Regions from separate parts of the Homo sapiens genome. Here region 1 is linked to region 2. A link is a loop called in an ENCODE intact Hi-C map of the cell type or tissue named here. Cell type or tissue: ovary. All regions are shown on one strand. Links, peaks and the distances in the headings refer to the core of each region. The heading gives the core; the rest is flanking DNA.

Region 1 (16,381 bases), core at 2,699-10,698, 61 kb before region 2:
CTCCAGTCTGGGCTACAGAGTGAGACTGTGTCTCAAAGAAGAAGAAAACATTTTTTCCTGTTGCCCAGACTGGAGTGCAGTGGCGCTCACTGCAGCCTCTGCACCCCCGGATTCAGGTGATTCTCCTGCCTCAGCCTCCCTAGGAGCTGGGATCACAGGCATACGGCACCATTTTCGGCTAAGTTTTGTATTTTTAGTAGAGATGGGGTTTTGCCATGTTGCCCAGGCTGGTCTCAGACGACATCAGGTGATCTTCCTGCCTGTGACTCCCAAAGTTCTGGGATTACAGGCGTGATCCCAGTTTTGTTTTGTTTTTAGTACATTGCAATTAATGTTTACATTCAAACTTTAAAATTCCTTGGATCTTTGTTTTCGGGATGGGGTTGTGGTTCTTCTCCCCCACCAGAAAATGTGATTTAGCTGCCTCATTTTTGGTATTTTTCTTCTCTGATGACTTACCTCTATTGAAAACTTTGTAGTCTGTGGGGAGAAATTTTGTATGTTTCTGTACTTCAGCTACTAGGTTCTCCCTTTACTTATGTGATTAGTTTAATTTAAGATTTATTACTAGGAGCTCATGAGAAATATGTTCATTGCCCAAATTTGCTAGGATAGCAGAGCCTAGTTTCATCTAATTTGCAGAGTTCATTCTCATGCATAATTCATCGGTCCAAGAAATACAGACTCCCAGCCAGCGTAGCTTAAAACTTAATGATTTTCTCAGGAGCCAGTCAGGTGTCAACTAAAACAAGCACTTGATAAGCTATAGACCCTGACATGGTTTTGTTCTGCTCAAAACTTTCGAGTTTCCATTCTAATCTTGATGCACAGAATGGTTGGTAACGGTTCTTCCTCCTTAAATTTTTCTGGTTTTCTGAAAGGGTGCAGGGAATACCCTCACCCCTTAGCAGCTTCTAGTCCTCTTCCTTAATCCTTTACCTGTTTTCTCATTATTATACTAGTGAATTTTGTTTAATTCCTTTGTGCTGGTTTGGAACAAGTGCCATGTTAAATATCATTTCTATGATGGAGTGCATTCTAGGTTTTAAACTGCAGGTTTATAAATGAACTTTTAGAAGGTGGGCGATTTGAAAGTGATTCTGTGTGGAAATAGAAGCCAGAGGGGCCAGATTCAAAGGCCATCTGGATCTGGAGCCTCATTTATTGTCACCAAGAACTGGATGTTTGTGCTGTTTGTCATTTCCCTCAACTCAGCCTCTCTAAGGATAATGGCTTTTCACAGAAGCCTAAATGTAATGCTTTCTTCATTCCCTTACTTCCCTTTAAAATCTTGCATATAAACATTGATAGAAATCCAGAAAGAGAGAGTCCTGTTTTCTCCCCTGTGGTTAAATAGTGACGGTTGATCTACTGAATACCTTCCTTCCTTAAAAACAACGAGATTAGGTAATTACAGCAAATGTGGTCATTAGCCTCATCTGCTCTTATTATCTTATTATGTATTTGTTACTGTGAGAGCCAAAAGATGTGAGGATAAGCCAGACTCTCCCTACTTTGAAAAGACAGGAATTGTAAAAACACGTGGTCACTAATGGAATCTGCAGTTTGATCCACCATGACTTTTGCTTACTGGTGAAATTGGTTTTCTTATATTTTGTCAACAGTAAATAGGCTGTGTGCTTGGATAATAGTTAGGCTAATATAGGAAAATTTAATCATGGCTTTTCTCAAGTTTAATTTGAAAGAGTGCAGTGGGGAAGTCCCCTGCAGGGTGGAAATCGTAGTAGTTGAACATGAGTGACCTTTTTGGTTGACTGACTGCCCTTCCTGTGAAGCTGGCCCAATATCTTTCCCCTGTCAGGATTACTTCCTGTCTCAGCCTGAATAGTTTAAGTAGCTGCAAGATTGATGTTGGATATCTCTGGGAAAATTCCATTCTCTTGAATTTAGCTGACAGAGTACCTCTTTCATTTCTTTCATTGTGTTCCATTTTTGACCTCGGAAGGAACTAAACATTATTTCTCATCCAACAGACTCATTGTTCATCATCTTTGGGCTTAAAAATCCTGTGTTCCCTCAGTTATTTCTTTTATGAAGGTTTCAGGTGCCTCATTATTCTCTATGTGGAGACTGTGTTAGTGTCTTTAAAAATCGACATTCCATGTTTTAAGCATCTAGTATACATTATAAGTAGTGTGATATTTTGCATCCATTTCACTCAGCCACCCTGCTTCTAGGAATTTGGCCACAAGGATGTGTAGTAAGTATTTTACTGTGTATCCCAGTGAAAAATGGAAACCAATAGGGGATTGGTTAAATTATGGAACGTCTGTTCCGTGCAGTCATTAAAATGAAATGGTAGCAAGAATGTTGACTGACATAAAATAAGTGAAAAAAGCAAGTGAGAAAACAGTATTTACAGTTTAATTTTTTTGTCTTATCTTGGAAAATTTAGTAAATATATGTATACATATAATATATAAAGCATACATATATAAACGTGTGTGTGTGTGTGTATATATATATATGTATGCTTTGACAAATGAAGTGGTGGTGTAGGCACAGGTGGGAGGGGCAACTAATCCACACTGAGGGATGACAGAAGGCTTGAAGGACAGGGATTAGCCAGGTGAAGATGGGATTGGCCAGTAGTGTGTTCCAAAGTGAAAGTGGAAAGCCCAGAGGTGAGAAGTGGCTTGGAAGAGTTTAGGAAGAGGGATGGATGCTCAGGAGATAAGGCTTATCTATATTTTCTCCAGGAAACGTGTATTACTCTGTAATAAACAAAAAAAATGGTACCTAGAAAGCTTCTTCTTCCAAAGAAGAAAGTCAAGGAAGCAGCAGGAAAACAGATTGCTTTGTTGCTTTAAGGCTGTGGATTTTGGACTCTTAATGAGATTAAGGCCAGGGAGGCTTTCCCAGGTTGGCTGGATGGGCTGGGGCTGGGTGTCTCTGGTGAAACAGATGAATTCCAGATAGGTAATTTAATTTCCAGAGGTGCCGCACAAATGCCTTTGCCTCCTGCTACTGGTTAGAGCAAAACAAGCATGTGATTTATGTAAAAATACATGAATATTAGTTTTTATCAAAACCCTGCAGAAGAAAAACAGTAGAAAAAATGATACTTCCTGCCATAGCCTCTTTGTGGAATGAAATTAAGAAAATCAATATTCTTTACAAATGACTAGTCACAGTGGAACTGGTCTGTTGAACCTACCCTTTGTAGATAGCATTAATACATCACCCTCTCCCACATTACTCCAACCATAACAGAAATAGTGATTTACATAGGAAAATGCGAGCTGAATTAAACAAGGATGGCCCTGAATTCTGCTGTAGGGATTCTTAAGATGGCACAAGCTAGGCTGTGAATGCCTTGGCCTCCCCTCTTCTCCCCTGTTTCTGGGTCATGCTCCCCTCTGGATTTCTTGCTGGGTAGTTCTGGAGGGAAGGGGATGCCCTTCTACATAAGCATCTGCAGGTGCAGAGATGGGATGGGCCTAAGTGTTCTGAGATCTTCCAGGAGATGGGATTTCAATCTCCAGAATTCCCATCCCCGCTTGGCTCTTTGGTGGCCCAGTTCTGGAAGTTGAGATTTAGACCAAGATTATAGTCTTAAAATAAATCTTGGATGTGACTCCTGCCAGGATGACTTGTAAATAATTTCGTGCCAGAAACCGAGCTGACTTTGGTTTGTGGGCTGGAGGTGGCTGATTCCAACTCTGGGAATTCATTCTAATTTTTGGTGCCCTGTTCACCCTGAGTTGTCTTCTCACGGCTGCCTGCCCAGTCCCTGTGTGGGAATGGGAACCGTCATAGAGTGAATATGAGGACTTCACATCCTTTGGGATGCGGGTATTTTAGTTCCAGGGCTAACATGGCACGTTGGCAGTGAGATAGTTGCTATAATAATTCTCTAATAAGCTGTTGGTCTCAGAGACCCTTCCGCGTGGCGTATCAATGGGGCTTGTGACAGTAGGAGTTGGGATCTTAGAGGATTCATATCACCCTTGCTCCTAATCCAGTAACCCCTAGCAGTGCCCATCACCAGCCTCACACCACCTTGTACCAGTCTTGGGCATGGTGAGTCTCTCTGGTACACTTTTACATTAGAAAAAGTCTGAAGAGGCTGGGCACGGTGGCTCATGCCTGTAATCCCAAAACTTTGGGAGGCCAAGGCGGGCTGATTACCTGTGGTTGGGAGTTCGAGACTAGCCTGACCAACATGGAGAAACCCCATCTCTACTAAAAATACAAAATTAGCCAGGCATGGTGGCGCATGCCTGTAATCCCAGCTACATGGGAAGGCTGAGGCAGGAGAATCGCTTGAACCTGGGAGGCGGAGTTTGCGGTGAGCCGAGATCGCGCCATTGTACTCCAGCCTGGGCAACAAGAGCGAAACTCCGTCTCAAGAAAGAAAGAAAAAGAAAAAGTCTGAAGACTTGTGAGCAAGCCTTTTCTCTCCCACAGGTAAATATTCGATCTGCCTTTCTGCACAATACAAAAGCAAAGTCCTTAACACAAGCCACAGATGGCACTCTGATTCGGCTTGCAAAAAAGGTAACTGTTTTTTTTTTTTCTTTTTTCTTGTAATATTTTCCTTAAAAAATTTTTTTCCTCTTAATACCCTAAGCCCCAAAAGGGAGTTTGTATTGTAAAATATTCTTTAATAAGTCACTTTTAACTACGTGAAACTGGGGGGAATTTTCCACATTTGGACCAGGTCCCTGGATTGTATTGCCAGAGGTGTGGCTTTTGGCATTAACTTTTATTTAATTTGGATGGCTACTTTCTAGAGAAATCAATTTAACCTAAAAAATTGTCATAGCTCATTCTACATATGCACCCCTACTGTTCTAGATTTAAAAAACAAAAACAAAAGCTTTCTAAGTCAGTTTTGATTTTGAGACGGAGTCTTGCCCTGTCACCCAGGCTGGAGTGCAGTGGTGCGATCTTGGCTCACTGCAGCCTTCACCTCCCAGGTTCAAGCAGTTCCCTTCCTCAGCCTCCCAATTAGCTGGGATTACAGGCGTTTGCCACCACGCCTGGCTAATTTTTGTATTTTTAGTAGAGACAGGGTTTCACTGTCTTGGCCAGGCTGGGCTCGAACTCCTGACCTCGTGATCCACCCGCCTCGGCCTCCCAAAGTGCTGGGGTTACAGGCGTGAGCCACCATGCCCGGCCTCAGTTTGGATTTTTAAAAAACCAATCTTATTGAAGTAAAATTTATACATGCAGCCATTTCAGGTGTACACTGTGATAACTTATGACAACTGCACACATCTGGGTATTACCATCCCATCAATATATGCACCTCCTGTCACCCGAGAAAGCTCCCTTGTGCTCCTGTCCTGTGCCCCCATGCCAGCGCCGACCTGCCTTCTTGCACTGTAGATTAGCTTTGCCTGTTGTAAATGCCATATAGATGGAAGCACTTTTGTGTCTACATCCCTTCACTTTGCTTTGAGATTCATCCAGGCTGTGTGTATGGTTTGTTCCTTCCTGTTATGGTTCAGTAGTCTCCTCTCTTTCTGTCTTTCTGTGTTCTTCCTGTGACTCACTCATTGTCTGTGTTTCTTTTTTTCCCTGTAAGCCTGGCCTGGTCCTTTCGTGATTCCCTGTAGTCTTTTTCTCAAGTGGGCATTAAAGCAACCTTATCTTTCACACACACTGAAAGAACCTAGTAACTGAGAGATGATCCAGCCAGATTCTGCCCTTACCTTTACCCCTCACCACCCCACTAGGGGACAAAACAAGCAAATATACTGACTGACCCAAGCCTTGTTGTTCCGACGAAAACACTGGCGTTCAGCATCTTTCCCGCAAACCGAGCTGCAGCCTCCAGTTTCAGAATAGTGCCTTCCATAAAATCTGTGGGAGTTTTCCGTTTATGTTGCTTGTTTTTAAACAATCTTCTTGGAAAAGAATTCAGTGCTGTTAATGGATTGCCGTCGGAGCTTTTTTTACATTACACCTGTCCTCTGCTTCCTGATCTCCTTTTGATGGTTAGGGAGAATATGTTGACTTAGAATAGCAAGGAGCCATGGCACCCCAAGGAAACAGGAAAAATCTCAGTTTTCATGGATGAGAAAGTCCCATTCTATTGTCTGTGTGTGCCTGAGTATGTACACTGTAACATCTCATTTTTAGTTGTATGAAGAAAGCGCTGTGGCTGAGAACCAGTGTTTGGAGGTTGGGGTAGGGTAGCCTGGGTTCATAGTCACTACATATCCCAGCTCCCCAAGCCCTAGGAGGTACTGCACAAGCAGTACAGACAGGGTCTTGCATTTGTGCCTCTTCACTGGTGACTTCCCATTTTGAAGAGTGCCAGCTTTTCTGGGAAGTCTGCTGCCAACACTGAGCCGAGCCAGGGTTGCTGTTCACATCTACGCAGGCTGTTGGTGCCGCGGCAGCATGCTGTCCTTGAGAGCACTGTGGAATTTGCAGTGTGCCGTACAGATTCAGAAATGGTGTATGTTTCTTGTGGCATTAGTGTTTTGACTTGCAAATCTGGAAAAGAACAGGAAGTCTTGGTGGAAACACTCTCTGGCTGATGTATAGAAACCTGTGGAGTTAACTGCATTTTAAGCACCAATTATTAGAAAATGAATTTCTTCTTACTTGGGGAGATTTCTTTCAGATCTTAAATACATTTGTCATCTAAACCTCTTCTCCTAGGGGCAGATGATCCCTGCCTTGGGCCTAGGAGAGTAGACATTGGTAATTACCTTTGGCCTGTGTCTCCCCAAATATCCTTATACCTTCTGCTGGCCCATGGCTGTCTAGAAGCCCTCATGGAGGTGCTGCTTTTGTTTTTATCTCTTCATTTGGGGAGAGGATACTGCATCTGGACCCAAGGCCCAAGGTGTCCTGATGTTGAGTCCTTCCAATTCTGGGTAGCCATGAACAGTGATGCTGTTCATAGATAAGGTCAAAGGGACGGGCTTAAGGTTAAGCTCAGTTAGTGGATGGCAGAGGCTGTATTCAAATTAATCTTGATCCACTCTGCAGGTTGCTGTGGCTCCTGTTTCCCCCACTCCTGTGGTCTCCTGCTGTGATTCTGTCAAATTACCCATTTATTTATAACATTTGCCACTACTTCAAATACTTTGTTATTTATGTGGTTTTGGCTTTCTCTGCTAGAATATAAAGTAATACAATAATTTAAAAAAAATGAAGAGCAAGACTCTTTTTGTTCTTGAGGTGAATCTTCTTGCTTATAAATTTACCCCAAGCACCTGGAACAGTGCCTGGCATGTGGTACTTAAGTATTTGTTAAAATAATGAATAATAAGTAAACGGCATTTTGAAAGTTGCTGTCATTCAAATTATGATTTGTGGTGTTAGAGTTCTTATAGGCAGGGCTTAGTTTTAATAAATGACATTGAGAGCTAGTTATAAATCATACATTAGACATAGTTTAATCAGTTTGGTGCTTGTGTATAGAAGCGGACAGAACCCTGGAGATACAGTTGAGGCCTCTTCAGTGAGAGGAGGGAGGAAACTTGCCTTGGAACAGTGTCACAGACAATCCATGGTACATAGATGCCAGAGGTAGACACTGTAGGTTAGGGAAGGTTTGGGGACTGTGAAATGAATGGGCAGCAATAATTAGTGAAATATTATAAATTGCCTTTATTACTGTTGGTTTCCCGACTGCTTCAGTAAAACCAAAAAATACGCACATACTTAGCCTGATGTGTTTAGTTGGGGTTGCCGTTATAGAAAAGCCTTTCAGAAGATACAGAAGAGTGATCCTTTCAGCAGCACATATACTAAAATTGGAATGATACAGAGAAGATTAGCATGGCCTGTATGCAAGTATGACACAGAAATTTGTGAAGCATTCCATATTTTTATGTATTGGAAAATCAGGTTTGGATTATGCAGTTTCTAAAATTGAAGAATATTTCATCCTTACCAATATGTTTTGAATAGTATTTTGCCTTAGAAATAATTTTTACATACTAAATAATACGTATATTAATGAAGAACAAAAGGAAACGGAAGAGCAACGTGCTTGTCCAAAAATTCTCCATGTGTATAAGTGAATTGATTCTGCCAGAAAGAAGAGTTTAGACATGTTTTTATTGCAAACAACTTCCTTCAGATGCCAGGTAGTAGACAATCTACAGGACTAGGGAGGATGAGAGATGTCCCTTTAGAATGCTGTTTGAACCCATGATGGATTAATTACGAAGGTTGATGCCCATCTATACCAGCTGGCTTTCCAAGATTTATTTGACCCGTTGCTTTGTCTTGGAGAACTGCAGTCTCTCTCATATAGCTTTGATCTTTACTGTGGGAATCATAGTGCAGTCAGTACACCATAGGGTCAAGTGCTCAGTCTGCCATTTTAACACAGAAAACTTACATATTTAGAAGTAGTCACGTATCTAGAGTGTGACTGGACTACCTGAATAATTGAGATGAGATACGGTCAAAAAAGTGAGATATCTTCATCTGCTTCAGGTGGCTTTTAGGCTGCAAATCCCTAGAAGTTGTGGTTGTCCGGAAGTTACCAAAATAAATGAGTGGTGTTTCGCCCAATTCTGTTTTTTCAAGTTCTGTTTCAAGTTCTGTTAAAATTGTTAGCAGAACTGGGAAAGTGCGTTAATGAAGCAAGCAAGTCCTGTAGTGTGTGCTAACTGGGCCCAGTGTGCCGTCCATACGTTGAGTACGTTCATTAGTGATTTCAGACATGAGTTTCTCAGGGCTCCCAAATTTATGGAAGAAGTAAGTGATGACTTCCAAATTCTTTGTCTTCAGATTGATTTAAAGTGACTGAGGGCATAAGCTGGAACCAAGATTAGAAAGAACACAGTTTACACGAGTCCTGCTTCCTTTTTTTTTTCATCCCGTGAATGTTATCTTCAGTATTTTCTCAACTAATACGAAAAGTACCACTGAAGTGGGGTCTGCTGGCTTGAAAACATGTGTGAAATACAGATTCTATGGGTTTTTTTTGACATGGAGTCTCACTCTTGCCAAGGCTGGAGTGCAGTGGCACGATCTCTGCTCACTGCAACCTCTGTCTGCCTTCCGGGTTCAAGCGATTCTCCTGCCTCAGCCTCCCTAGTAGCTGGGACTACAGGCACACGTATTTTTAGTAGAGACAGGGTTTTTGAACTCCTGAACTCAAGTGGTCTGTCCACCTCGGCCACCCAAAGTGTTGGCGTTACGGACATGAGCCACCATACCCGGCCAGATTCTATGCTTCTGTCTCAGATTCAGTTGCTACCCTACAGAGGTGGCCAGTTAGGAGTGTTTCATAATGAAGATTATGTCTTTAATCATTGTGAGGTTTGTGGCTGAGGACAGTAGTCCTTATGCTTGTGCTGGTTAGAAGTAAAGAAATTTTGGACTGTTCTTGCTATTTTTTTTGAGATGGAGTCTCTCTCTGTCGCCCAGGCAGGAGTGCATTGGTTTGATCTCAGCTCACTGCAACCTCTGCCTCCCAGATTGCTGGGATTACAGGCACCCACCACCATGCCCAGCTAATTTTTATATTTTTAGTAGAGACGGGGTTTCACCATGTTGGCCAGGCTGGTCTTGAACCCCTGACCTCAGATGATCCTCCTGCCTTTGCCTCCTGAGTGCTGGGATTACAGGCAAGAGCCAGTGCACCTGGCCCACTGCTATTGTTTTTAACACAGCTTTGAAAGCAGTATGATTTGGTTAATAGGATGGCTACAGCCAGACACCCTGGGTTTGAATCTCAGCTCTCTATGGAATGACCTTGGGCAAGTCATTTAGCCAGCCTGTGCTTCAAGTTGCTTGTGTAAAATGGGGATAATAGTACCTTTGTTATAGAGTTGCTGTGGGGTTTCAATGAGTGTACTTTTGGTCTAGAATGAATCTTTTGTAGACAGTCTTGAGTATAATGGGTTGTGATTTTGTGCTTCTTGTCCCATCAGTTATTTATAATTAGCAATGGTACTTTGTTGCATGTACTTAATTTGATTTTATCTATTTAGCAGTAGAATTTTTTTTCATCAGAAATAATTTCTTCCTGTCCCTCTGTGAAATCCCCTTGAGAAAGGGGTAAGAAATAGCTCTGAGGACCAGTTGAAAAATAATCGATCTGAAACACAACAGACAATATTAACATGTCAGTTTTTTCTGTTTTGCAGGAAAATGCAAGTCTCATTTAGGATAATAGTTTGATTTCCTGAGGTGGTTATGGTTATGGTTTTGTGTAACTGAGAGTCATTTAAAGGTGATGCATAGGTTTGCAGGTAGAAATACAGTTTTGTTTGAAATCTGGGGTGTTCAACCGACATTGTGGTAAGAGTAATTTCCCCCAAAACTCCCTAGGAAATTTTTACCTTTTACTTCAGTAGACCTGGAGTCTTGCCTCTTGAACTGAAAGTGAGGTTGAACTTCATCCGTAAAGGTGAGTTTTCCCCAAAGGTACCTGAATGCTTGCCGTGTAACTGATGGGTCCATAGTCCACTGCCAGAAGGTACCCTCTTGCGTCTCGGAGGTGCTGGTTCTGAAGTATCTTTTTTGAGTTTTAGTTGGAGTTTCTCTTGTTGAGAATTTTGAATCTCAGAAAATGCCATGGCTGCGTGGGTGTTTGTTTTAGCTCCACACCCTTCATCTTCAGGGTGGATGCACCCTTGGGTGGCGTTGCACACAGCTGGCGCGTGGAGAGCCGATCCCTCCAGGGTTTGTTTCTTTAATACCAGACCCGCTCCCACAAAACTGGTGTATTTAGGCGTCCCCTCTTCTCCTGTGTTTGTTGCTGGCCAGCAGTGCCTGCAAGTTCCAGCAGATGAGGTGAGGATGGACAGTGAGGTAGAGGCTAGTCTGTTTGCCTGGGTTCACTGAAGTTGCTAGGTTTTGAGTTTGCTCCAGATTAGTGAATATATCAGCTGTGAGAATAAGAGTGATTAAAGCATGGTGGCGCATGCCTGTAGTCCCAGCTACTGGGGAGGCTGAGGCAGGAGAATCACTTGAAACCTGGAGGCGGAGGTTACAGTGAATCGAGAACCCTGCCACTGCACTGCAGCCTGGGTTACAAGAGCAAAACTCCGTTTCCAAAAAAAAAAAGATTAAACAAATAGGACTTCTCCATTTGTATTTAAACTTCAAAGAGAAAGCTGAACTCCAAGGCCCAGCTGGAGGACACGTGGATCCAGCCAGCATGTTAGATGTAGGCAATTGGAGAAGGACAGGGAGACAGCAGTGAGGTGCAGGGGGATGAGGCACATAGTTGTCTACATGAAACAGGCAGATCTTTGTTTTCGTATACCTAGAATAGTTTCCATGTCCAGCAAGAACTTCCAGGTTTTTGTTGTTTTTTGTTTATGCTTTGGTGGTGGTGGTGGTTGCTACCACCTGGAGAAAAGCTGCCTTTGCAGCCCCACAACTGTGCAGTTGCTGTGAGTGAGCAGGCTGGGAACCACATGCTCTTGTTCTGACATTCACTGGAGGCACCCCCCTCCCCTTTCCTTACAAGGCATCTCAGAGGATTGTCATTTGAGGCAGGCCGGATTCACTGGTGTGACTGTTTCAGGACTGGCTTGTCTCATTAAAAAACATTTTTTGGATCAGAAACAATGAGGGGTGGGAAAGGCAACAAAAGCCTCTTGAGATTCCCGGATTGCTCAGGATGTTATAAACAGTAAGTGCTGCTTTTGATCTTGGAGGGTGGTGTGGGGTAGGCGAGAAAGGGGGTGGTGGTTATTGGGAAGAGGGCTGGAGCCAGACAGCCATAATGGCTTGTCCAAAGGCTGCTGTGAATCCCAGTGGCAAAGAGCTCTGCACTTCCCGCTAATTTCTGTTTTCTTTACTGTGGCTGGCTTTATTAAAAGGACATAAGGAAGCAGCCTAGACATTCAGTCCAATCAGTTTTCTAGGGTAGCAGATGAAAAATAAAATTGGGCCTTTTGTATTTACATAGAAAGTAAGTAGGGTGGCTAGCTTTTATGGCTTATTCACTTTCTTGCAGGGAGAGAGGATGCTGTCTGTCTGTCTCTCATATGTATATAACATGCTTGGAATGCTATAAGTTATCAAAGATTCATTAGATGAGCACAGATCTTTCATTCTGTCTTGAAACATGGCAAGGTTTGAAGTTGGTGGACCAATGAGAAGCTGTGCTGCCTTGAACAATAATTTTAAAAGAGTTGCTCTGACAGCATATCTTTTGTAACTTTTTCCTCTCTGTGGTTCTGCAGTAGCCATTTTGTGTCTGAGTGACATGGAATTTCTGTGTTGCTTTTTTCTTTTTTTTGGAGACAGAGTTTCCCTCAAGCCAGTTGCCCAGGATGGAGTCCAGTGGTGTGATCTCAGCTCATTGCAACCTCTGCCTCCCGTGTTCAAGCGATTCTTGTGCCCCAGTCTCCTGAGTAGCTGGGAGCACAAGTGTGCGCAACTGTGCCCTGCCAATTTTTTTGTGTATGTGTTTTTAGTAGAGACGGGGTTTCACCATGTTTGCCAGGCTGGTCTTGAACTCCTGTCCTCAAGTGATCCACCTGCTTCATGGCAGGTGAGCCACTGCATCCGGTCTGTCCATAGTTTCTGGAACACAATTAGAAGTGAGATCTGTGTTTGAGGGAGAAGCAGGAAAAGTTTAACCTGAGGATGGCCCTTTAACTTTATATGATGAAAAACTACCTAATCAATGGTTGCAGATTATGTAAATTAAAATAGTGGTGGGTACTTCTTAAACAAATTATGCAAATTTGATGCAGTCATCAAGGCTTCTTGCTTCACTGCATCATTTACCTTTTGATTTCAGAGAAGTTCAGCCCCTTGACTCTTTCCTTATTCGAACTGGAGCTAAGCACTGAGATATTTCAGCCATACGCTTGTTAGGGAGTGTATCTATGTAAATACAAGTAATTTTAAGTAGACAAGGCTATATTAGTAGAACCTGATTACTTTTATCTTGCTGGTTTCTTCCATTGTTTTATTAGTATGTTTCAAATATTTACCATGGTGAGCCGATCAGCTTCTGATCTATGTGGATCAGTATCCAACAAAAACTGACTAGAAGAGACTGTGGTTGTGGATGCTTGTGAAGAGAATGGAAAATGTATTACAGTGTTAATGTCCTCTACAATTCCAGTGACTTAGTATTCAGTTAAGACACAGGTAAGGTGTTGGTTATAAGCCGGTAATTCAAGTTAGGTTAACTCTGTTTCTTTTCCATCATAACCAGTTGAAAAGAGGAAGACTTTACATTTAATTAGGTAGTTCGTAGAATGTAAGTGTGAGAATAGAAAAATATATTTAAGAAACTCAGTCATTGTTCTTTACACAAATTAGAGTGGATTGGTAGCTTTGGGGGATTTAAGTGGGTTGAAGTAGAAGGTGAAATGATGACTGTTAATTATCAAAAACCATACATAAATGTGATTTGTAGTTTATTTTGAAACCTACTGTAGTTTAAATTCATCTGGTATTCATTACAATGCAGTTCTTAAAGAAGATGAAACTGTATAGCTAATGACCCAAATGTTTCCTTCTTATCTAATCAGGGATCCTTCTTTAGTAGCTAGATTAGATGTTATTCAGAAAGGATAATATAGGAAATAATTACTGTATTTCATTTGTGGAGTTAAGCATATGGCCTCTAATTCATTTTCATATGCAATATATGTAAATTAGAGACCAATCTATATTATTTTCAGCCATGGCCATGCAAGAATATGATTCATTCTCTCTCTCTCTCTGTGTGTGTGTGTGTGTGTGTGTGTGTGTGTTAGTTAAACTTGCATGTGAAGTATGACTTGCAGTTTGTAGTAATTTTGTGATGCTGGTACATTTTCTCATCTTGTTTGGGAGTTTTATGAAATGTTAGAATTCAAATTTGGGGATGGGAGGCGGTGTATCATATGAATGATTTCATTATTACAAGTAGTATTTTGCAGTAGTTAGTATGTTGTGAGCAGATTGAAAATGCCAGGAACTTAAAAGAATTTTTGGAAGAAAATAACTAGATCTGTGCAAGAATTCAACAGTCTGATTACTCAGTGTTATCAATTACAAAACACCTGGCCCTGTGCCATGATATATATACTATATATCAGTATAATCAGTATAATCATACACCTTCTTGTGGGGATAAAGGGAATGAAGGGAATGTCATTTTTTTACATCACAAAGAAAAATCATGAAATTATTAATAGTTGTGAGTTGTCCACTCTGTAACTAAGGCTAACTATGAACTAATGAACTCACATGTAGTATTAATTACGGCACATATTTCATTAATGGGAACCTGCAATTCAAATTATGTTTGAGCAGGAAATATTTAACAATTTTGTAAACCTTTTTGATTGGGCCTTGAAACATGGTTTGTAGCTTTTTATTACTTCTGCTCTGTTTCTTAAATGTGGGTGGCAGTGAAATCAAGATCTCTATTCAGAACCAAAGACTGACTGTCAGGGGGTTTATCTACTTCGTAACTTGTCATTAGAAAACATGATTTCCTTCAGCTTCTCCTCGTATTTACAAGCCAATTGCTTGACTCTTCTTTGGGTCAGTGGCTAAGTAAGTTAACAAGAACAAACAACAGAAATGCTTTCTTTGAAGATATGAGACTTCAATAATAGAGTGTGAGTTAGAATAGCAATCTAATTTTATAATTGGAAGAATTCTTGTTTTTTTTTTTTTTTTTTTTTTTTTTTGAGATGGAGTCTCACTTTGTCGCCCAGGTTGGAGTGCAGCGGTGTGATCTCGGCTCACTGCAAACTTCGCCTTCCGGGTTCAAGCAATTCTCCTGCCTTAGCCTCCCAAGTAGCTGGGATTACACTGCCCAGCACTACGCCCAGCTAATTTTTTGTATTTTTACTAGAGACGGGGTTTCACCATGTTGGCCAGGCTGGCCTCAAACTCCTGACTTCGTTGTTCGCCTGCCTCCCAAAGTGCTGTAATTACAGGCATGAGCTACCGCGCCCGGCCTGGAAGAAGTATTAGATTTAGTGTCTAGTGGTTAATGGGAGAATGGGAAATCTGCATAGCTCCTGTTTGGTAGCATGAAAAACACATAATTGTAATTTCAAATATCCAAACAGGCATGTAGAATCATAGGGTCATTTGTTGAAGCTTAGTTTTCAAGGAGCAGTAAGAGTGAGGAAAAGGTGCACAGGCTTCTGTGCTTCTGATTCTGAGACTTGGTTAGAGGGCACTTGCCAGGCATGGTGACACACTCCTGTAGTCCTAGCTACGCAAGCCATATTCACTATTATCACTCTCTGGACCAATTATTGATTTGCAAGTTCCTGTGAAATGTTTTATCACCCAGTGTGTTTTGTCTGTGTACAGGAAGCACTGGATACACTGGCTAGGTGTGTGCTTTTAAGTAACATTCTTCTCTGATTCCTTTCCTTCAAAGTGGGAGATACTGGTAGCATCTACCTACCCTGCAAGGATTTAATGAGTTTTAATGACATGAGAAATGCTTAGATTTCAGGGATTTGACTAAACCCAAATACCTGGGCCATATTTTTAGCCAGGAGCCAGGGAATATTTGCACTAAGCCACTGGCTGACCCAAAACTTCTCTCTTTAAGTCATTTAGCCAAACAGCAAATTAGGGAGCCAGCAGCTCATTTTGGGGGTGATGTTTTGTATGAGAAGTTGGTGAACCCTGGGGGTAGCAGTAGGGGAGATTTCAGCATAGAGAAGAGGGGATAGTTGATTTCCTAAACCACTTCCAAATTATGTCTTCAAACAAAATAAAACTTTCCCCTTGATTTCCAAATTCCAGAATATTAGGCATAACCATAATATAAACATAACAGCATACTCTTAAACCAGAGAGAAAAATTCCAAGCTGTTCTGAATTATCTGGTTCATTTGAGATTGGACTGTATGCAATTTGGTCGTAGCAGCAGGCTCATTCTAGCAAATGCTAAGGTAGCAAACACCAGGACTGTAGGTTACTTTTCCTCACAACATTCTGGTTGTAGGTTTCCTGACACATTCATTCTGGCTGTTTTTCTTTTGCACTCTGTGGTACGAAACCTCTTAGCTCTGTGTGGGTGGTGGGCTTTTGCTTGCCAGGCAGGCAGGCACAGCCTGGTTTCCCAAATGCATTTCTCCCTGATTGCCTTCTCTATCCATTAAGCATATCTGAACTGTGTAGGATTAGCTGTGTCTTGTTCTTTCCTTTTCTTTCTTACAATCACAGGAATGAGCCAGGTGTGTGTGTGTGACTCACCCTAGCCCAGCCTGGGTGTGCTACAGCACCGGGAAATCCTGCCCTCTTGGCCTAGCGTCTTCATAGATATGTGGCTTGGCCTTCTCTCTTTGGTGCTTTTCCCTTGACAGCAAACTTGTCGTCTTTTGTCTTGAACTTTATTGCTCAGAGACCACCCTACTGCTGTCCTTTTACTTCAGATCTTCAAATTCAGTCACATACTGAGGTACTAGGGGTTTGGACTTAAGCATAAGACTTTTTAGGG
Region 2 (16,381 bases), core at 3,227-11,226:
CATGCTTTTTCATCTTTGTTTCCTTCTCCCAAATCAAGATGGCCTGAATTTGAAACCATAATAAAAACCAAGGTATGAACAAATTGCATAACGATGGTTTGCCAATTGTAGGCTAGTAATAGAAAATTCCTTCCCCTACTCCCACTTCTATCCCCACTACTAATAATAGTTTTTTTTCATATATTGTTTACATGAAGCCTCTGCAAACCAATAATTTTAATTTTGCTTTTACCTAGGAGTCAGTGTGAGTTACATATTTAACATCTCTGGCTACTAACACATTTCTGAGTTTTGAAATTTTACTTCCTGATCTGATATCTGCCATGGACTGACTACCAATGCCACATTTGCGTCAAGACTCTGGAATTCATCTCTAGAAATAACTAAAAGTTTCACGATTACTTCGTTTCCCCCATACCTTTGACTCTAAAGGGAGAAAGCAGTGGTGTGGACCTTATACTAAAGGAAGGCTGAGCAGAGAAATCATGATTATTAAATGCAGGTGGTGCTGAGCTCACTGCCCAACTCCTGCTTCCCCAGGAGAGGTTTGCTGTTAGTACAATCATGATGGAGTTTTCAAGTCTTTCCAGTCGACTCCAAGTATCATCCTCTGGGTGGCACCCATTCTGCGAGCTTTACTGACCTGGATGTCTCTGTTTTCTTGCACTAATGTACTTGAGTCCTTTTCAGAGATTTTTGAGGGCCCATATTATTGAAGAGTTGGCTGTCACTGCAGAACACCATCCTGTAAAGGCTTTTTCTTGGTGGGTGATCCAACCAACCTTGAGACAAATTATAAGAACTCTTGGTGTAGTTAGAAACTATATCAAAACAATCTGGTTTTTAAAAGTGTGGATCATGTACCTTTTTGTCTTGTAAAGCAGTTCATTAACCTGGTCTGAATACAACTTGGTTATATTATGCACACATAGCTTTCTGTCAGTGGCCTGTACAAGGTTTTAATTTTGATGTTTTTTGTTTTTTTGTCTTTAAAATGAGTAGAGGAGAGCATCACAGGAAAATAAAATTGTATCACTGGGAGCTGTGCTTTTGGTTGGATTGGATCCTTCATTTGGTTCTTGTTTCATGGTGATGCAATACTTTTACTTACTTCCTCCCCATCCCTGCAAAGAAACAGTCACCATGGAGGATATAGTTAACTGCAAACTCATGAGATCCTGCAGTGTCATGAGACTGTGCATGGAAATAGAATTATCTTCTTGTATGTGTTGGATCTGTTCTGGAGGATTATTCACATGTAATTTGAATGTATATTTAATTCTGGTTGTTGGGTTTTAAAGAGAAGTCATCCCAAGTTGAGTAACCAAAAGAGAAGGGTTTGAGAGACCGTGTCACGTAAGGAATGATTAAAGGAACTAGCATTACTTAGTGCCATACCTTTTTGGGTGTTTTCCGCTGTGCTCTTTGATCACTGAAGAGGAGTCAAAGGAAGATTTCTCAGGGTATATTTATATAGACATCTGAATTCTGACAGTAATACTGGCCGCATGGGATGGATGTTTGAAGCATTCGTCTTGGAGGTTTCATCTTTTCTTTCTGATGTATATAGGCACAGGATGGAGTCCTATTTTGCAGAGCAGAGCTTCTGAAACTTGACCGTGTACCAGAATCATCTGGGCATCAGTGCAGATTCTGAGCCCCTAGATCTGGATGGGACCCAGGATTCTGCTTTTCTAACAGGCTGCCGAGTGGTTAAGGTACAGGTGGTCTGTCTTGGAGTTGCAACACTATGGAAGGATATGTTGAATCTCTAGCCCGGACCGTCAGCTGTGGAGAGTTGTTACATGGTGTTGTCTGATAAAAGGCATGTGATGTTATCATGTGCTTACTTTCTGAGCTCTGGTATTTTATGTGTGTATTATAGAACTTGGAACAGTGAGTGGTTCTGTTCTCCTTTTTGTCTTTTAGTAAAAAGACTCACAGTCCGGGTTAGAGATAACTTGCAATGCCAAGTTGTGGCCCACAGACCACCTGTACCTTAACCACTTGGCACAGTGTTTTTTACTAATTTTAGTAAATTTTGTAAAAAAAATTATGACCATATACAAGTTTGATTCCTGACCAATTGCTCTTTTTGATAAGAAATTCTATTATTTTCAAAAGTGGCAGTAATCCTGCAGTTTAAAAGGAGCCATCACTTCTCCTCTAAAGGGCGTATTCCTGTGTCCTCTATATTAAGCTGACCAGTAAACCAGAATGCATGGGGTGCTTGGTTTTGTGGGCCATTCCAGAGTGGGCCAAGAAGAGGTCTGCACTGTCAAACCCTGACTGATTCTACCAAGGGGCCTGAAGTGGTTTACAGAGGACAAAGGGGATAATTTGGATTTTCAGACAGTGAGGTGCTAATGGGCTATTAGTTGACTTGAACATATGATTGAGAATGAATTATTGGATCTAGAGGGTCGGGCAGGAGCATCATGAGAGATTGCTGGAAATACAGGAGAAAGAGTCTGAACAGATGTAAGTGGGGTAGGGGAAGAGTAGCTGGAATCATTGGTCAACATTTAGCAAATGGGAGTGTGACAGAGTTGTTACATGTGTAAGACCATGTGGACATCTGGACTGGCACTTTTTCTTACAGAGAACACTGCAAAGTGGCTGAGGAACGAGTGGTAGCAGCCACTGTGGAGGAAGGATGTCTCCCCTAGGACACCAGCCTCTGCTGAGAATCAGAGGTGTGGCTGAGCCCCTTGGGATTAGTCTCTGTGGGGAGTGTTTTATGAGGATAGCAGTGTGACTTCTGGCACTGGATGTTAGACACTGGCAGGGCGAGTAGGGGTAAATAAATGTCAGTGGGAACAGTGAGACTGAGCTTCGTTGAGTTTGTAATTGATTCCAGAAGTATTTATTCAGCTCTTGCTATATCAGGCATGTTTTAGGAGCTGGGATACAGTGGTGAACAAGAGTAGTGATTTCCTTGCCCCGTGGTTAAATGCCTAATTAAATAAGACAGCTATTGAGAAAATGGAAAGGAAGGTCTGTATTGGGTGTATGTATTTTGAGTTTGCTTGACCTCTAATGATAGAGTTGTATCTGGGCTGTTTTTTTTTTTTTTTTTTTTTTAAAGACTTGCTCTGTCACCCAGGCTGTAGTGTGCAGTGGCACGATCTCTGCACACGATCACTGCAAGCTCTGCCTCCCAGGTTCATGCCATTCTCCTGCCTCAGCCTCCAGAGTAGCTGGTACTACAGGCGCCCGCCACCACGCCCGGCTAATATTTTGTATTTTCTTTTAGTAGAGACAGGGTTTCACCGTGTTAGCCAGGATGGTCTCGATCTCCTGACCTTGTGATCTGCCTGCCTCGGTCTCCCAAAGTGCTGGGATTACAGGTGTGAGCCACCGCGCCCGGCCATATCTGGGCTGTTTTTTAGAGCGTTCAGTACTGGTTGATCCTGAATGAAGAATGATATAGCCACAGCAGAGTTAGCATTAAACTGGAAGGATATTTCTTCTGGCCTTCCTCTCCCCCATCTTGGATAGGTTGAGTGCAGGCACACCTTTGCTGTCTGCATCTGGGATTCTGCTAGAGGATTATAAGGTAAGGATGATTCACCATGACCCTACAGTTGAGAAAGGCAGCTTAATTGGGACTATTTGGAATTATTACCTACTGGTCTATCTCTTGTGAACAGCACTGAGTCAACTCATCTACTAGATTTGTGTCTTGCATCAGCATTGAGGGAGCAGGTGACAAGTCTCAACCAGCACTGTAGATTACAAAACACTTGTGTGTTGTGTGTGTTTTAAGTTTGAATTTTAATGTGTAGCATTTGAAACCCCATAATCTGGGTCATGGATTTGCTTCTCCTGTATTTAAAGTACTTCATAGGTGTAATGAAGCTGCTTGTGTCAGTAACTGAACCTTAAATGCGCTTCCTTTCTTGTAGTTTTCATCTCACATGGTTTATGTTTTAATTAGACATTAGTTGTAGGGGAATAATTCTCTCAACTGGAGCCTGAAGTCAGGATGAAGGCACCAGCCTGCACAGGATGCAATAAATCGTCATGGGAATTTTACATTGAAAGCTATTTTGGGGCCTTATAATTTATAAACTGTGTACATGTAGGAAATAATAGTTTATAATCTCACGTCATTGTTTGTTGTGGAGATTCGAACAGTGAGAATAGGAACCTGGTGGTGATGAAGAGAATTCTGTCTGACAGCCTTTATGAATAGACTGAGGCTGCTGAAGAGGTGGATTTCAGCCTAATAAGCATTAACTCCTCCTGCAGTTAACACTATCATTCAGTTGCAGCTAGTATATTAGGAGAGCTTTCTTGCAAACCCAGGGGAGTTGCTGTAAAGATTAATTCAGCTATATCATGCTTTTCATGTGTTGTGGTGTCAAGTCAGTTGCATTTTACTCAGGTTGGTATTTGGGTTCCTCCATTTTTCTGGTTTTTAATCATTTGATTGGGAAGGTCTCCAGTGACCTACACGCAGTAGCAGGTTAGAAATTGTGTTTCTCTTGTTAGGTTGGGGCAAGGTTTGCTGGCTTCTCTTAGCCTTCATGTCCGAACCCTGACCCCGTACCGTGGTCTGTGGATGTTTTGGCTGTCTTGGGAGAGCGGACAGGAAGACTGGATGTACCTCCTTCTTCTAGAGGCACTGCCCAGCAGTCGGAAATCTCAGCCTGGCAGGCTTCTGTGAGTGAAGGATGTGAAGGAGAAGGTGGAAATCCTAGTTCTCTCAGGACTTTCTTCCTCTTGCTGTAGAAGATGGAGAATTACTCTCATTCTAGGAAATCTGTGAAGCTTAACGAAAGTGCAGCTTAAGTTATTTAGGGCTTAGAGTCTCTATGATGTTGGATTTCTAAAATGAAGTTTGTATTTATGCAGAGTATAGGAACGTAAGTGCTGGAGGAGACGTCAGATCATCTAGACTTCTCATTGAGTCCCATGGAAGTTTTCTGTGATCCTTCAGTGTTAGGGAGGAAAAACCAATTCTTTTGTATAAACCAGTAAAACAGCACCAGACTGCCCATGAGATTTTCTGCCTTCTCCTTGAACAAAGGGAACCTGAATATCCAAAATACCCCAAATCATGATTTTACCTGGGATATTAATGTTATTATTATTATTATTTTTAGACAGAGTTTTGCTCTGTCTCCCAGGTGGGAGTGCAGTGGCGTGATCTTGGCTCACTGCAACCTCCGCCTCCCCAGGTTCAAGTGATTCTCATGCCTCAGCCTCCCCAGTAGCTGGGACTACAGGCGTGCACCACCACGCTCAGCTAATTTTTGTAGTTTTTTAGTAGAGACAGGGTTTCAACATGTTGGCCAGGTTGGTCTCAATCCCTTGTGATCCGTCCGCCTTGTCCTCTCAAAGTGCTGGGATTACAGGCATGAGCCACTGCGCCAAGCCGTTCTTCTTATTCTTTTAAGGCCCAAAGTATCTGTATGCTTCCATTTCTTATTTATTTATTTATTTTTTTTTTTGAGACTGAGTCTCACTCTGTCTCCCAGGCTGGAGTGAAGTGGCACGATCTCAGCTCACTGCCACCTTTCCCTCTAGGTTCAAGCAATTCTCGTGCCTCAGCCTCCTGAATAGCTGGGATTACAGTCGCGTGCCACCACGCCTGGCTAGTTTTTGTATTTTTAGTAGAGATGGGATTTCACCATGTTATTCAGGCTAGTCTTGAACTCCTGACCTCGTGATCTGCCCATCTTGGCCCCCAAAAGTGCTGGGATTACAGGCGTGAGGCACCATGCCAGGCCTGCTTCCATTTCTAAAATGAACTTTTATAAAATGCTTAATTAAGTCTGATGTAGGTGTGTGAACATAAGTCCTTCTTAGATTAACAGCTACAGAAGAGAACCTCTCAATATCCTTGGCCATGTGAATCATCATCTATTAATAAAAACTATAGTGACTTAATCTTGCTGATTCTTTAAACATGTATCTCTTCCTATTTACCTTGCTTTAGTGACTGTTGTCAACCATGTCTGTCTTCCCACCTCTTGCTCTGTCTCAAGTCTCTGTATAATTTTTTCTTCCCTCTTTAGTGCTTTTAAAATTTGAGTCTTTCTTTATATCTTTATGACTGGAATTGCTGGAATAGTCTCTGGGCTGGCTGTTTGTTTTTGGTCATCTCTGCATTCATTTTGTTAATTCTTAAGAACTTGTATTCGTTCTGGAGCAACAGACATGAGGTTGCCAGTTTGAAATGAGACCTTCAAGATCCATCATTAATGTGTACATTAAAACAAAAATCATGCCAGTTGTATGCCGCCAAGATCAGTTGCCTCCTTCTGCAGTACTCTCTCCTTTTATTTGTGATTCTTTTACTTAAGTGGCCAATGCGGATCCAATTCCATGTCTTCTGACTGGATTGTAAATTCCTTGAATGCACAGCACCCATATCTGCTGTATCCTTTGAGCTCCCAAGGGAGGCAGCAACATTTTTAAGAGCTCCGTACATATTTCTGTTGCAGTGTACATTCTGGCATTGCTCACTTTATAAAACTCAAGTAAAATGATCCATTATCCTTCTGGTTGTGGGTATAACAACACCTTTTTCTGAACTTTGTCAGGAATATAAAACTATTACTAGTTGATGAACGTATTTGATTTTGGGGCGTATAAAGAAGTGAGATGGTTGTGTGTTGCTTTCATTCTTTTTAACAGCCTGTGGATTCACTTTTCTTTGAGGCCTGTTCAGAAAGGTCATTGCCCCTTTACCTTATGGGTGTAATTCTGACATTGAGAACTGGGTCGTGGTCACACAGTACGTGTTCGGAAATTCCTTTAAAATAAAGTTTATTTTGACTCTGAATATTGCCTTGCTTTCTATTCAGTAACTCCTCTCTTTTCTTATGTTTCTTCAGGATGACAGTGATGGGATTCCGTGGTCAGAAGAACGGGTGGTACGTAAAGTCCTTTATTTGTCTCTGAAGGAGTTCAAGAATTCCCAGAAGAGGCAGCATGCGGAAGGCATTGCTGGGAGCCTGAAAACTGTGAATGGTGAGTTGACTCTTGGAATATCTCATTGGAATGTACAATATCTCTGGGCGTGGACTTGTTCCTGAATTGGATGTATTCTGGCAGCTTGTGCTTCCTGGTCTAGGCACCTAAAGGCAGTCTGTAGGCTAGGTGAATCTGCACTGCAGACATCCTGTTGGGTTTATAGGGTTGTTTTTGTGTTCCTTTATGTACCGCGTTATATAGTGGACAAAATACATTAGTCTGTTCTGTAGGTCCTGTCTTGCTGGTTTTTCTATATGTATGTCTTTCCACACTGGTATGTGAGCAGAACTCTTTGATGATCTTGCTGAAATGTGGAGTCTTTAGTTCTTGTCCCCGGGTTGTATAGGAAATAGCCTAAATCTTTCTGTCTACTGCTTTTCCTGCTCTCTGGCTCAGCGGCTTTCTCATCTCTCCTTCCTTCCTTGCTGGGCAGGTTCCTGCAGTGGGACAGCTTTGCATACCTCTAGAAGTGTGCTTCTTCCTGGATGATTATCACTTGGCTCCTTGATGCCTGGAAAGAAACTTGTTCCTATATGAGTTTGTTCTCATGTCTGTTTTGAACAGGGTTCATATGGTGCAGATGAAGTCATCCAACAGAAAGTATCTGAGGACAAACATTTGCTTGTAGTTTACTATTTTATTTCAGGGGAATGCAGTGACATTCTATAATCCCCTGTGTACTTATCAGGATTACAGTTAAAGTGAATGAATTGACCATGTTTTTGTTTATGCTTCCTTGGGGCAAGGAGATGAGAAAGAGCAGGTTCTGTTCTTTTTTGAGAGCTATGGCTCTGGTCTTAGGAGAGTCACCACATATGGGGTACTTGACAGTTTGTTAGGGTGCCAAAGGACAGGTTCACCATGGCTTCCAATTTGTTTCCCACCACCTTAGTTGTATGGTGAGTTGTCTGGCAGCCTCCTGTTGGAACTAGTGTTCACAGGCACTAGTGCACAGCAGTACCTGTTGCTGCTCTGTTTCTATGGGGCAATGGCAGAGTTTCCTGAGATGACCTCTCTGAACTTCACCATTCACCCTAGTTGTGCTGTCTCCTTCCACTGTTGCGTGACTTGAAAGAAGAGCCTCTGTCCACCCTCCCGGGTTTTCTTTCTTATGGGTGACTTGCCTTTGGAGGTCAACCATTAAGGCCATAGTGGCTCAGTCATGTGTGCGTCTCTCAACAAATCTCAGCCAACATGTATGGGAAAGGCCCATTTTGAGTCTTAACATTTGCAGAAAACAAAATAAGTTGTGGAATCTATTGCCATAGAATCCAATTTAGACCCTCATAGCTGCTTTCCTAAAAGGCACTCTGCCTTGTTCTGTGGGTCTCCAGCAGAGAGGGACCCTAGCCATTCGTTGCTTGTAATACAGTAAACTAAAAACCTTGTGTGTAGTTGGAGAACATTTGATGTGATATAGATCGTGTTTATTGTCATTGATTCACGTTGAACGTAGCATCTTGCTTGATTAAATGTGGGGGGTTGGGTATGAAGGAGAATATCACTTAATCCTAGAGTTTAGAGTGGAGCAGTGACTGCTGTACTGTTAGATTGTATGGTTGTGATGCTCTCACTGTACTGTTCAGGAATGGTGTAATGCCTTAGTGTTTCTTGGCATTGCCAACAGTGGAAACAAAAACACCCATATTTTCTTAACTGGGAAACACCAGCTTTTAGAACAAGAAGTTAGCCAGATGTTCAGGATTTAATAAAGGTAGAATTTGAGTAAATGAACAAAAACTAAAGTTTGTCATTCCAGAAGCAACCAGTGCTGTCAGCCAGTTGGCCAAATGTAGGTTTAGCTCTGGCAGAGTCAAGGGATTGATGATACTGAGGAGAAAAATCTCAGTTGGCAAAGATGCCCACATTGGGATCACTGAAGTCTTTTTATTTATTCTGGCACTACCTTCATAAGGGAAGGTTAGTTTTTGTCATGGTAGTTTGCTTTTCATCCAGATAAAGACTTTTAAGTCTTTTAAAAAATACAGAGACACCTCGGCTTCTCTTTGGGTTGTGAAATTGCTGTGAATATGCCATTTTCTAGTTTGTGTTGGTTTTTATGAAGGCAGCGTTCCAAGGTTACCTTTTTGTTATTCTGTATGTGGGATTTCTATAGCAGTTCTGAGTAAACAGATCTCCTTGTTTCAGGACTTGAGTGTGCTTTAAGAATCATTATTTTGCTTGGTGCGGTGGTTCATGCCTGTAATCCCAGCACCTTGAAAGGCCGAGGAGGGAGGATTGCTGGAGCCCAGGAGTTCGAGACCAGCTTGGGCAACAAACTACAACCCTGTCTTTCCAAATAATAGTAATAATAATAAATTAGCCAGGCATGGTGGCACATGCCTCTGGTCCCAGCTAGTCAAGAGGCTGAGACAGGAGGATCACTTGAACCCAGGAGGTCAAGGCTGCATTGAGCTATGTTCACACCACTGTATTCCAGCTTGGGCAACAGAGCGAGACTCTCTCTTTAAAAAATCATTATTTTCAAGGCAGCTACCATCTTAAACAAAGTGTACTTTCTTATTTTGGGGAGCTACTTGGAATCACTGGAAAACAGAATTGGTATCATGGGAAGAGCTCCTCTTCTGTAGGTGTTTTCGGAGCATGATCCAGAGAAAGCTCACACAGTAGGGAGCAACCAAGACTTTAGGGCTGGTGAGGCTAGGAGTAGGGGTTGTTGTAACTGCAAGCTGTGTTGTGCATATATATGTGGACGTGTCTGTGTGTCTTTGTGTATATATGCGTGTATGTATATGCATGCTTTGCTGAAAAATCCCTTTAGTTTGAGTGGATACTTTATAGTCAGCCATCACTCATGTCCTATCTCATAGAAACACTTCCTAAATGTCAAATGAAATCAGAAGATAGGTTAGTGGGAGTGGAAGCAGGGTGTATTAGTTTGTTTTCATACTGCTGATAAAGGCATATTGGAGACTGGGAAGAAAAAGTGGTTTAATTGGACTTACAGTTCCTCATGCCTGGGGAGGCCTCAGAGTCATGGAGGGAGGTGAAAAGCACCTGTTATATGGCAGTGGCAAGAGAAAATGAGATTTCGTGAGACTTACTCACTATCACAAGAATAGCACGGGAAAGGCCAGCCCCCATGATTCAATTACCTCCTCCTGGGTCCCTCCCACAACATGTGGGAATGCTGGGAGATACAATTCAAGTTGAGATTTGGGTGGGGACACAGCCAAACCATATCACAGCGGATTGACTATAATGGTGGTGGTTTTTTGTGAGCCTGTCACCCAGGCTGGAGTGTAATGGCATGATCTTGGCTCACTGCAACCCCCACCTCCCGGGTTCAAGCGATTATCCTGTCTCAGCCTCCCAAGTAGCTGCGATTACAGGCATGCACCACCACACCTGGGCAACAAATTGAGACCCTGTCTTTACAAATTATAGTAATAATAATAAATTAGCCAGGCATGGTGGCACTTTTTTTTTTTATCTTTAGTAGGGATGGGGTTTCACCATGTTGGCCATGCTGGTCTGAAACTCCTGACGTTGTGATCTACCTGCTTCGGCCTCCCAAAGTGCTGGGATTATGGGTGTGAGCCACCTGTCCCGAGCCAGGATGGATAAGTCCATGCAAGATGTATGTTTTTTTTTCAATTTTTTTTCTTCTTCTTTTTTTTTTTTCTTTGAGATGGAGTTTCCCTCTGTTGCCTGGCTGGAGTACAGTGGCGCTATCTCTGCTCACTGCAGCCTCTGCCTCCGGGTTCAAGTGATTGTCCTGCCTCAGCCCCCAGAGTAGCTGGGATTACAGACACGCGCCACCACACCCAGCTAATTTTTTTGTGTATTTTTAGTAGAGGCGGGGTTTCACCATGTTGACCAGGAAGGTCTCCATCCCTTGACCTTGTGATCCGCCCACCTCAGCCTCCCAAAGTGCTGGGATTACAGGGGTGAGCCACCCCACCCGGCCCTCAATTTTTAATTTTTTTTTTTTTTTTGGTTAGTTCCCAACCCAAAAGATTCCTTTTCAAATGTCAAAATGTTTCCACTGGTTCATTAATTTTTAATTGTCACAGAAATTTGTCTGGTGGTAGAGTTGTAAGATTGTCCAGTCCAGAGCCATTGCTAGGAGGTGACATATGCTGTGCAAGCAAGGATGAGAACATGTGCCTTAACCCCAGAGAAGGGTGGGTGGTGGTGGAGCTTCTGCCTCTGTGTCCTCTTTCATGCCTTCGAGGTTGGGGACAGTGACATGCCTCTGAGAGCCCTGGCACTCAGAGACTCTCAGAGATCTGTAAACTGAAAGACCCATCTAACTATGGGGCCTTTATGACTGTTAGATGTGGTAGTGACTTTCTTAAAGTCAAACAGGTATTTAATTCACAGTAGCAGAATTGGAATTGCAGCTCAAGTCCTGTAACTTTGAATCCAGTACTTTTTTGCAAGACAGAATGCATGAAAACTACATTGGATCTTTGCAATAGGAATATTGAAAAGAAGATGTTTTGTTTTTTCCCATTTCCAGCGTTGTTTCTGGATCTTTGATTATTGGAAAATATAAATGGATGATTGGAGGCTTTCCTGGGAAAAATCATTTGTTTTTACCATAATATTTAAAAATAACAGCAGAATGGATTTTACAGAATTTTTATCTAATTTGAAAATAAAATACATGTGACATCTCCTGAATCATTGGCATCCTGGTGTGATGAACAAGCAGCCCTTTGCCCTTCATCTGTGTGAAGGGGGTCGGGTATCTGATGCCTGGGAACAGTGTGTGGACACTGCAGCTTGTATCTGAGCAGTGAGCTCAGCTGCCCTGGTTCTGTAGGTCTGTGAGTAGTAATAACCTAAGCAGACATAAGATAGTGGAGACACGTCGTTTTTCATGTCATAAAATCCATGTTTGCTATCAGTCTTGTTTTTGTGGTTTTACAGTGACAAGGAATGAATTTTTTTTTTTTTGGCCCTACTATTGGTAGGATATGTGAGTTTTGAACAGCCTCATGAGTTGTCTGTGTAGCAACTGATGCCATCGTTACAGCTTGTTGGTTATTGCTGGGCTTAAGCGTGAAGTGGTAAGATTTGCTGATTGTGAGCCTTCTGTCTACTTTTTGTTGTAGATAATGCCACTTTTCATGGATGTAATAAATTGACAAAAGCTTTGGAAAGGACTGGCAGAGGCTGAGACCTTGGCCACTCTTTGAGGGCCCTTGGCCTGCTGAGGCTAAAATTAGGGACATTTAAATAATAACATGCTACACAAATAATGAGTACACAGAATTACACAGTCAGAGAGGGAAGCTATTAACTGTATTTGAATTTCATTTGCTTCCTATAAATGTCATCTTAGATCAAGTCCTTTGGCCAGCAAAACACTCTTGATGAGATTTAAGGGACCCTGGATTCATTTCCTTAAACTTACCCCGGGCAGTAGTTGTGATGGCTAGCCTACCTTGAGTTCTCACTATTTGCCAGTTATTGTTCTAGTACTTTAGCTGTATTTAACTCATTTAATCTTCAGAACAAGCAATTTTATAGGTGAGGAAACTATATACTAAGAGTGGATTAGCAATTTGCCTACCCAGCTATTAAGTGGAAGCATGAGGATATAAGACCAGGCCTTTTGGATCAGACCTCCCATGCTTTCTGGATTAGAGCTCCCAAGCTTGTAGCCACCACTTAGATAAGGAGAGGTAATTTTGGAGCCTTTCATAAAGATAGCATTCCAAAAATAAGAATTTGTAGGAAGACTTTACTTTTTTTAAGTAGGTATTTATTTGGAAGGAGGTAAGTGGATTTTTTTTTTTTTTGGTCGGGGGCCGGGGGTGAGGGGATGGAGTCTTGCTTGCTCTGTTGCCCAGGCTGGAGTGTAATGGCGCAATCTCTGCCCACTGCAACCTCAGCCTCCTGGGTTCAAGTGATTCTCCCACCTCAGTCTCCCGAGTAGCTGGGATTACAGGCATGTGCCACCATGCCTGGCTAACTTTTATATTTTAGTAGAGAGAGGGTTTCACCATGTTGGCCAGGCTGGTCTCAAACTCCTGACCTGAGGTGATCTGCCCACGTCGGCTTCCCCAAGTGCTGAGATTACAAGCGTGAGCCACCGTGCCTGGCCGTCAGTAAGTGAATTTTTTATTGGGAAAAAGAACCTTGGAAGGCATGGTAAGTATTTATTGACTGTGTTTCTGGGCTTTATTTATGATTTGTAATTGAATTGATAGAGGGTATCAAAAATGTAGACTGTGAATTGGTTTCCTCCTCTCTTCAGTCAGACACACAGATGCATCCGTTAGTTTCCATTTCCTCACTTAGAGTTTTGTGTTTTTAATGCTGTTGTCGTTCTGGCTGGCTGGAACTCACTGGACGGATGGTGCATGGATGTTTTGGCAACAGCTGCCAATTTGTAGCCAAGGACCAGTATTGGAAGCGCAGATGTGGGACATTGTGTAGCCAACACCCCCCAAGCCCCCTTTAAGAAATATAATTTTGAACTCCTTTCAGAATCTTTCAGTCATTTCCAAAGATTCTTGATGTGTGTGGAATGAAATGTGGGCCCGACTGTGAATTCATTGTTAACAAAATATGTTCACACAAGTCATAAAAACGTATTTGTGAATCAAAATAAAAAAATGTCAGGTCACATGGTCTGATTTACGTAAGTTTATTTGTGGGCCATATTTGAAATGAATGTCTGGGGTATAAAGTGACCTTCCTCTACGAAGGGGAACACCTGTCCCTTCTGTTTTTGCTGGAAACTTTCAGGTCTAGCTGTACTAGAGATGGTGCCTACTTTATCATTATCATTTATTATTATTTATTATTATTATTTTCTTCTGAAGACAGTGGCTTATGGGCCGGGCGCGGTGGCTCACACCTGTAATCCCAGCACTTTGGGGGGCCGAGGCGGGTGGATCACGAGGTCAGGAGATTGAGACCATCCTGGCTAACATGGTGAAACCCTGTCTCTACTAAAAATACAAAAAAAAAAAATTAGCCGGGCGTGGTGGCGGGTGCCTGTAGGCTGAGGCAGGAGAATGGCGTGAACCTGGGATGCGGAGCTTGCAGTGAGCCAGATCGTGCCACTGCAATCCAGCTGGGGCGACAGAGGGAGACTCCTGTCTCAAAAAAAAAAAAAAAAAAAAAAGTGGCTTATGCTTCAGCTTTACCGAAGTGTTGATGTCTGTGTGCTAGTCTCCTCCTCTGCAAGCTGTAGGGAGACCAGTTGCAGCTTGAGTTTTCTCTAACACTCCTGTGTCCTGGCCTCCAGACTTTTTTCTTTCCCTCTCCTGTTTCCCCTGATGTGAGGACACACTCTGCATGAAAGAAAGCTGGGTGAAATGAAGGGCTTCAATGTTGTTGAAAACAACTTATTTTTTGTTTACAAAGGAAGCTACATTTGTTGTGGAAAGGCGAGAAGGCTTGGGCTCTTTGTCTTTCAGCTGCTTTTTTGATGTAGTGATGTAGGTGGGGCATTTCTCAGATTTTCATTTTGTAAGTGTTGGAGTTTTTATTATGTGGGAGGCATTGTGGGTATAAAAACTGAGATCAAGTTGCTTACTTTGGTCAAGTCCTAATACCTTATTTCATCCCTTCTAAGATGTCATTGAGTGATGCACCATTATGTTATGTATCAGTAAGCAAGAACAAAACAGTGCTTCCAATGATGAATGTGGGACAGCTTAATTATGAGATGCATGTTTTAACATGAGAAAAATAGATGCAACTTAAAATCTGTGAAGCAGGATAAAATACTGTAGGATAAATGCTTTAACAACCAAATGGGGCTGGGTACTGTGGCTCACGCCTGTAATCCCAGCACTTTGGGAGGCCGAGGCGGGCGGATCATGAGCCTGGCCAACATAGTGAAACCCCGTCTCCACTAAAAATACAAAAATTAGCCAGTCATGGTGGCGCACGCCTGTACTCCCAGCTACTCAGGAGGTTGAAGCAGGAGAATTGCTGGAACCCAGGAGGCAGAGGTTGTGGTGAGCCAAGATCGCACCACTGCACTCCAGCCTAGGCAACAGAGTGAGACTTTCTCAAAAAACAGAACCAAAAACCCCAAACGAGTGTATGGGTGAGTGCAGGAGGCTAGCAGGGAGGCAGATGATGTCAGAGACCCAGTCCTAAGATACAGGAAACGTTGTATATCCATGAGCCTTGCAAAGGGGTCTTGAAAGATGCGAGAGATTTCTGAGCAAGACCTTGGGGTGGCAGGGGTCAGCAAATATTTGACTGGTCTGTTGGTGTCATAATCTAGTGGGACAAATGGCTGCAATGGCCGGTTTCCGTGGCCAAGTCACTTGTACTGGTCTGATGCCAAAGGAGTGGTGTGCAAAATTAAGGACTGCTAGAGCAGGAAGAGTCTTTTTAGAGGTATATAGGTCAAACTCATCATTTTACAGATGAGGAATTTTGAGCCTTGATGAGAAACTTAACTGGAAGGAATGGATCATGCTGAAGCCTGATTGGAACCAGAAATCCAATTTAAGTGACAGTGAGGCGCCACGCTTCCTAGTAGGCATGGCTGCTTGCACGCATTTCCTGGAGCGTTAAGAATGGAGGTGCCTGAGGAGGTTAATGTGCTCCTCTTTCGGGTCACTTTGTGCTTGACACCCACTGCCCCTCTCTTTCTCTCTGCCCGCCTCCTTTGTCAGTTCTGTGAGCTGGGCTCTGTTTCCCTGATTACATCATCATTCCCATCCAATCCTGGACGACTTTAGGAGGGACACAGCACTCAGGTAGTGTCACCTGGGTAGTGGAGTCTGTATGTGTAGGGCTATAGGGCGGAGGAGGTGGTCTGTGTAGGGAGACAGAAGGGAGGGAGAGCAGTCTGAGCTCTAGTTGGGCCTGTTTGCTACAGCCTATTTGCTTTTGCCAGTTTTTATAGGAGTTCAGTTTCAAAGAAGTGGGGAAGGCAAATGGATGGAAATTTGTTGTAGTCTAGAATTTTTTTTTTTTTCTTTGAAACAGGGTCTTGCATGTTGCCCAGGCTGGCCTCAAACCCCTGGGCTTAAGCAGTCTTCCCACCTCACCTTCTGAGACACTGGGACTACTGGCATGTATCATCATGCCCAGGTTGGGATTTTTTTTTTTTTTTAAGCTGAAGCTCTTTCTATAAGGGTCTCTCTAGTTTCTTTGCGGATGAAATTAATAACTCCCCCTCCATGACATCACACTGGAAATTATCCCTCCTTCATCATTTACCTCTCTTTACTGGTTCATTCCCACCATTGTAGAAACATGTTCTTATTTTTCCCATAATAAAGTAAAGCCTCCCTTGTTCTTGCATCTCCTGCCTGCTGTATCTTTCTCTTAGTTTATAGCAAAATCCCCCATAAGAAAATGTCTAAAAGGTTTGTCTCCATGCCCTTCTATTTATATTCATATTAATATCCCCCAGCCTTCCTTTGCCATTCACCTTTAAACC

The links. Hi-C counts contacts between places; a loop is a spot of excess contacts. Peaks named below come from ENCODE experiments on the same cell type or tissue, not always from the same donor. Only the 100,000 strongest peaks of a DNase experiment are listed, where the experiment ranks them.
Region 1: a loop joins it to region 2, with 1.9 times the contacts of the local background. A loop is called at or near these places in 7 of 110 quality-filtered maps.

Annotation. Positions count from the first base shown.
Region 1 is chr6:15,307,208-15,323,588 of GRCh38, forward strand. All of the region lies in intron 1 of JARID2 (jumonji and AT-rich interaction domain containing 2), which reads left to right. It also overlaps the pseudogene RNU6-522P. Among named protein-coding and RNA genes, the nearest start is that of JARID2-AS1, 67 kb to the left of the region's middle. RefSeq lists silencers at 715-774, 1,611-1,905 and enhancers at 5,320-5,389, 10,601-10,690, 16,212-16,261. In ovary, for the core only: no CTCF peak of the experiment used is centred there; a DNase peak (open chromatin) is centred at 6,335; H3K27ac peaks cover 1,414 bases.
Region 2 is chr6:15,367,269-15,383,649 of GRCh38, forward strand. It overlaps JARID2 (jumonji and AT-rich interaction domain containing 2), which reads left to right. Exons shown (of 18, transcript NM_004973.4): 2 at 6,849-6,984. Among named protein-coding and RNA genes, the nearest start is that of JARID2-AS1, 130 kb to the left of the region's middle. In ovary, for the core only: no CTCF peak of the experiment used is centred there; no DNase peak of the experiment used is centred there.